Linked DNA regions of Homo sapiens: region 2 is linked to region 1. The links are chromatin loops, found by intact Hi-C in ENCODE. Cell type or tissue: PC-3. All regions are shown on one strand. Each heading gives the region's core, and the rest is flanking DNA. Links, peaks and the distances in the headings are about the cores only. Region 1 has its middle 36 kb from the start of PTPRD-DT. Region 2 has its middle 130 kb from the start of LINC03131.

The links. Hi-C counts contacts between places; a loop is a spot of excess contacts. Peaks named below come from ENCODE experiments on the same cell type or tissue, not always from the same donor. Only the 100,000 strongest peaks of a DNase experiment are listed, where the experiment ranks them.
Region 2: a loop joins it to region 1, with 7 times the contacts of the local background. A loop is called at or near these places in 1 of 110 quality-filtered maps.

What each region holds. Positions count from the first base shown.
Region 1 is chr9:10,647,284-10,650,218 of GRCh38, reverse strand. No RefSeq gene overlaps it. Among named protein-coding and RNA genes, the nearest start is that of PTPRD-DT, 36 kb to the right of the region's middle. In PC-3, for the core only: no CTCF peak of the experiment used is centred there; no DNase peak of the experiment used is centred there; H3K27ac peaks cover 839 bases.
Region 2 is chr9:10,831,650-10,834,584 of GRCh38, reverse strand. No RefSeq gene overlaps it. Among named protein-coding and RNA genes, the nearest start is that of LINC03131, 130 kb to the left of the region's middle. In PC-3, for the core only: no CTCF peak of the experiment used is centred there; no DNase peak of the experiment used is centred there.

The DNA of each region.
Region 1 (2,935 bases), core at 249-2,748:
AGTGGAAAAGATAAGACAATTACCCTTTAACCCAACAAGCAATGTTACTATCACCAACAGGGAGACAGCCAGACATCACATGTCTTTCTTTGCTTCACGTTGCTTCTCCTCTTTACAGAGTCCTAATTTCATACTCATATTGTTAATAAGAAAGATGCTTTCCTGCGACAACTAACTGTAAAAACAGCACAATTGTGTAACAGTGCAGAAACATAATTAACATTAAAAGAAAGTAGTTTAGTGCCTAACTAGTTATCCTCCAAAGATGTTACATCAACTCATAAGCTTTTAAAATTTTGTTCACAAAATTTGCTCACTACTCTCTTCTCATTTTTCTACTAATTCAGAGCAACAATGCAAAGAGGCGATTTGGGGGAACTTTATCCTCCAGTGATACCCAAAGCATACACTATAGTTAAAAATAATGTGCTTCTTATGCAAATAAAGTATGAAGAATCATCCATAGATGTAAGAGACATGTCACCAAATTGTTATCTCCAAGCATTTACAATACAAAAATTCCTAGAAAAAATAGTGCCACCTACATTGACAATTATTCAGTTCTTATGAAAGGCCTATTATCACTTCAGATCATTTGCATACTCTTTAATTTTACTCTTCTTTATTCTTCTAGTACACTCACAATCCTAACTGGTTAACTTCCAGGAAATTTTGAAGACTTAAGCACTTTTCCTTACTCCTCACACTAAGTCATAACTCATGGTTACACATCTCTTTTAGCAGATTGCACATTTTTACATAAGGCATGATAATTGTTCAATATTTAAAGTTTTAATAATTTGTAAGCCCTATAAGAAAAGTGAGTATATATTCTATTCACTACTTCAGCGTAGTGCTTAGCAAAATGCCTAGCACATGTTGGGAACTAAACAAATATTTGATGAATACCTGAATGACTCAATAGAAGGTATTGTGAAAAATGCTGTTTTAAATTTTTTCTCCAAATTTATATGTACTGTCCAAACACTTAATAAAGGAAGGAGACAACTCACTGACTCACCACATAATTTATGACACATTCTCATTTGTATACAGTCCCAATCATCTCTTGACAATAAGGGTGATAAGAATCATAGCTTAGGAATAGATTACAGTTTGCATAATTTTCTCATTTGATACATATTTGAATAGACTTTAATGTCATATTTTCATGAACTTCAGTAAACTTTGAATTTAAAGCTAGTAAACTATTATTCATTTTTATATACTGGATATTGTTGGTTATTCCAACTGAGAACAATAGTTGCTAGATATTTATGAAATGAATGTCACAAAGGATGGCTCTAGTCATGGATGTAACAAATGCTCTTCTTATTTAATATCTCAAGTCCCTGAGGGCAAAATGCTGATAATTGCAATTATTGACAGAGCCTTATCTATAATGAAGAAGTATGAATTCCCATAATGGTCAACCAAGAAATCTTATGGGAAACATAACGAGAAGGCAGTGTGGTACACAAAGTTTGGTCCCAGGTTTGTATGTTACTCACTGTGTGCCCTTGGGAAATAGTTATTTCAGCATTTTCAATTGAATGCCATCATCTAAGTGAAACATCTTCCGACTGTTGGGAGATATTTTTGGTATCACTTTTATTTTTAATTTTTAATGTTACTTCAAATTTCAAAATCAGCTAATTCATGTTTTATAACCAATGAAACAACATAGCAAAAAGCTTATAATTTTATTTCCACCACTACTTTCAATTCCATCCAACACTGGAAAGTGATTTTTATTCCCTGGTACATATCATTACACATTTTTCTCCTTGCTCATGCAGACATTTATTTTATATACATATATGAATTCATAATTCATATACCATGAATTTATGGTATATATATATATACCCAAGACATTCTCAGTTTAAGCATATATATATATATGCCCAAGACATTCTCAGTTTAAGCCTGTTCTACTAGTATAATCATTAATGCAGCTCCTTTTATTCTCAAAAACATCAAGATTTGGATGATGAATTACATAGTCAATCTTTTTTTTTCAATGTTTGGCTTTAATTTACTGTAACTATTAGCATAATGCTCACCCTTTGGTAAGTAACAATTGCAGATGTTGTCATTAGGATTCTCACTTCCTAAGCACCTATCAAACATTTCATAATGCAGCTATAGGGGGAGTGGTTTAGTAGTATCAGAACTTACAGTTGAATTGGTGAAATACAAGTTATTGAAATATTTTAATTGAGATTGAGTCTTGCTTTGTTGCCAGACTGAAGTGCAGTGGTGTGATCACAGCATACTGCAACGTCTATCTCTGGGCTCAAGTGATCCACCTCAGCCTCTCGAGTAGCTGGGACCACAAGTGTGCACCACACCGGCCGGCTAATGTTTTATTTTTTTAATTTTTTCAAAATGGGATCTCACTTATGTTACTCAGGCTGGTTGTGAGCTCCTGACCTCAAATGAACCTCCTGCCTCAGCCTCCCAAAGTGCTGAGATTACAGGCGTAAGCTACTGTGCCTGGCCTTTAATACTTTTTAATAGGTAAAATTTTATGCTTTTTATTAAAAGATGAAAAAGTAAATTCTATAATCTTTCATCTACTTTATAATCTTAAATTGAGGGTAGAGAGGAACCTGTGTAATACTGAAGTAACAAGGTTCAGAAAAGTTAAGTGATTTATTTAAAATTACACAGGTACTTAGTGTCATTGTCTAGCTCAGCTCTCTCGCTGGAAATACATAAAATGTTAGCAACATAGGTTGAGACCCCTGAATTTATTATGCTATTTTAAACCAGAATATGACTAATTTAATTGGGCTCATCTTGCGGCATATAAATAACTATGATTTTTTAAAAAATCTTTTTTTTTTTTTCTGTAGAAGAAGATAGGCATTTTCAACTGAGCAGGCAAATCTAAAAGCATGAGGTATAAGGTCTCACCTGCCCAGCCAAC
Region 2 (2,935 bases), core at 102-2,601, 180 kb before region 1:
CTTCAGGTTACTTTATTTGCATGGGTTAACGCGGAGGGGACTTTATTTTACTGAGTCAGGTTGACTGGCCCCCTTTTGTTTGGTTGCTGTGAATCTCCTGTATTTGTTGTTGTTGTTGTTATTTGTTTCTTTGCTTGTTTGTTTTCCAGAAAACTGATCTGGCTATATATATTATAGCCTTGGCTATAATCTCTGTCCTGATTTTTGGAAGGTCAGATCTTACAAGTCAACAGCTTATGCTTAGGTTTGGTGATGTGAAACCTTCGCATTAGTGACTCCACTTTGGTTTGGTATGTTGGGGTCTAGTGCAGGAGCTCAGTCCAGAAAAAAAGCCTCCCATAGATTTTATTTAACAAAGGCAAAGCCTTATAGACTACCAGTTTACAAGGGAGGGTAATTCCAGAGAGCAGAAGGTAAAAAATAATGAGGCAGGGAAGGAGAAAAGTCACTTTAAGGATCAATTACTAGAGTTAAGTGAGACTGCTTGCTCAGTTTTGCATAATTATCTTCTGAAAGTCCATAGACATGACTTTTTATCAGGGTAGACTCGAGCTGAGGGAGGAACTCAAACAGAGTTAATCACAGTAGCCAAGGGCTGGGATATAGAAAGTTACCAGAGGTTCCAGAGACAGGAGACCAGTGAGGCTGAGGTGGTCTGATGTGCAACATAAAAGGTGTCTGATACCAAGTATCTAAGTTTTATCCAGACTCTTGTTTCTGGAACTGCTGCACTAAATGTCAATACTGTGCCTCTTCTTTCTAATTATTGTTTTCATTATTATTTACATACTCCATGACTGTTTGCAAGATTACATTGTGACATGGCTAATATGATTATTTTGCCCTCTGTGTGCACAATACAATGGACATCAAGATTGCTGCTGATTATAGGAAGAGCTTAAGTGATAAGAAATTCTGTACTGCAATTCAGTTACTATGTTCAGGGATTGGATTTTCTCATTTATAAATCTTGGGAAAAGTGGAGAAATTGTCCATTGTTTTCATTTCTTATTCATTCCATCAGTGAGTGAACATTGATGAGGGGTATCCTGCTACTTTGGGTAACAGGGAGTCTTCAGTTTATAAAAGATCTCTAAACTACAGGGCAAAGCATACTAATTTGTTCTTAACATAAAAGAGAGGAATGCATCAGATTCATTTCATCCTTGGGAGGATTACGTGGAATCTGAGAGTTGGAAGTTCATATAAAAGAAGGCACTTATTCTTCTTTTAATAACCAAATGTCAGGATATTTTTGCTTTCAAAACTGGAGATGAAATGAACTTCGCACACAATCTGATCCATTTATTATGTGCTCAGTGTAAACTGAAATGTAGATCATTAAAAGTACAAGAAATCCCTTATGTACAATACACAAGAAGGATAGATAATTTGGTTCCTGGGGTCTTGTCTCTGGAGCTATGTAAGCATAATATTTCCTTGAAAATACCATCCCTGTTTTATCTCTCCTGGTGGTATATCCTCTACTCCACCTTCATACGCATTATCTCTAGCTGTCTCTTTTACAGTCTACAAATTATTTTGTCAGTCTTTCTCTTGAGCTCAGCTGAATTTTAAGATCAATGAACTTACTTGCCAATTTGACAGGGCTATCAGTTGTTGTAGCAATTAATTAAGCCTTACAAATTATTTTAACCCATGACTACGAGTCACTACACTGCATAATTTCCATTCAATCACAGAGTCAAATTTCTCTGAAGTTAATGCTGTATTCCACAAGGGAGACAATTTCAACCAGTCTGTCCAGTTGCTAATTTTCTGAGCATTTCCTTAGGCATAACTTTGAAAAATATTAAATCTGCAACATAGGATCTTACTTTTCTGAAAGCATTTGAAAATGTTCTTCTCTCTTTCAAAGCCTAATTTGGAATCAAGCAAAAAAATGTTTACCAGGAAGCATTTTCTGTCCTTGAGGTATTCATCATGAATTTGGGGGAGATAAACCAACTGGAGGACAGGATATAGGAGAAAAGCATACACAATGTGCACATATGCAAACATACCCACATTTTTATTTATCTGGTTCATTGACTTTGATGAAAATTATAGCCAAGAAAGAGAAACTGGTAATGTGAACAACTTTTTGGCTGATCTTCACACATAAATATCACTCACCATGACAAGCTGACTTGGAAACTAACAATCTATCCACCTGTAAAAATATATTTAGATTTGCTTGGTGCTAGGAACCATTCTTCACAAGGAAGGCTTTAGCAGACACCTCGCCTTCGTGATTGTATGGCAAAATAGCAGAATTGGAGTTTCCTGAATCATGATTTGTGCCTGGATTTTTAGTTTAAGCTGCAAAATGCATGCAATGTATCAATGTATGATATGTCTTTGAAATAGCTATTTTGAAATGACATGTTTCCTTTTCTAAGCACATAACTCTATGTGTTCATTCTCAGCAGGAGAGCTACCTCCCCATTCTTGTATTCATCTGAAAGAGTGAGTTGTTATAAGAAAGAGAAAAAAATATATATTATGTTATAAGGAAAAATCATCTTCCTTGTAGAAATGGAGACTAATATTCCAGAGGCTGGAGCTTGTAAAAAAGAATCCACTTAATAATTATCTAATAGATTCCTGTCACTGTACTAGCTGCTTTATAGACACATCCTCTACTCTTGCAACAACTTTGAAATGAAGCTAATAATATCTTTGTATGTGTGCGTGATCACATGAGAAAGCTGAGGCTCAGAAAAGTTACACAATCGTGTGACCTCTTACAATTGATAAGTGGAATAATCCTTCCACCAGCTTTGACCCTTCCAAACCATTTGTCACACTTAATCTGGTTATATCACATCCTCACCTAAAATCCTTTTATTTCCTATTGCCTAAATCATGAAGTCCAAAGCAAGATTTTTCTTTACCTGCATCTCCAGCATCATCTGTCAACTCCATGCACTTT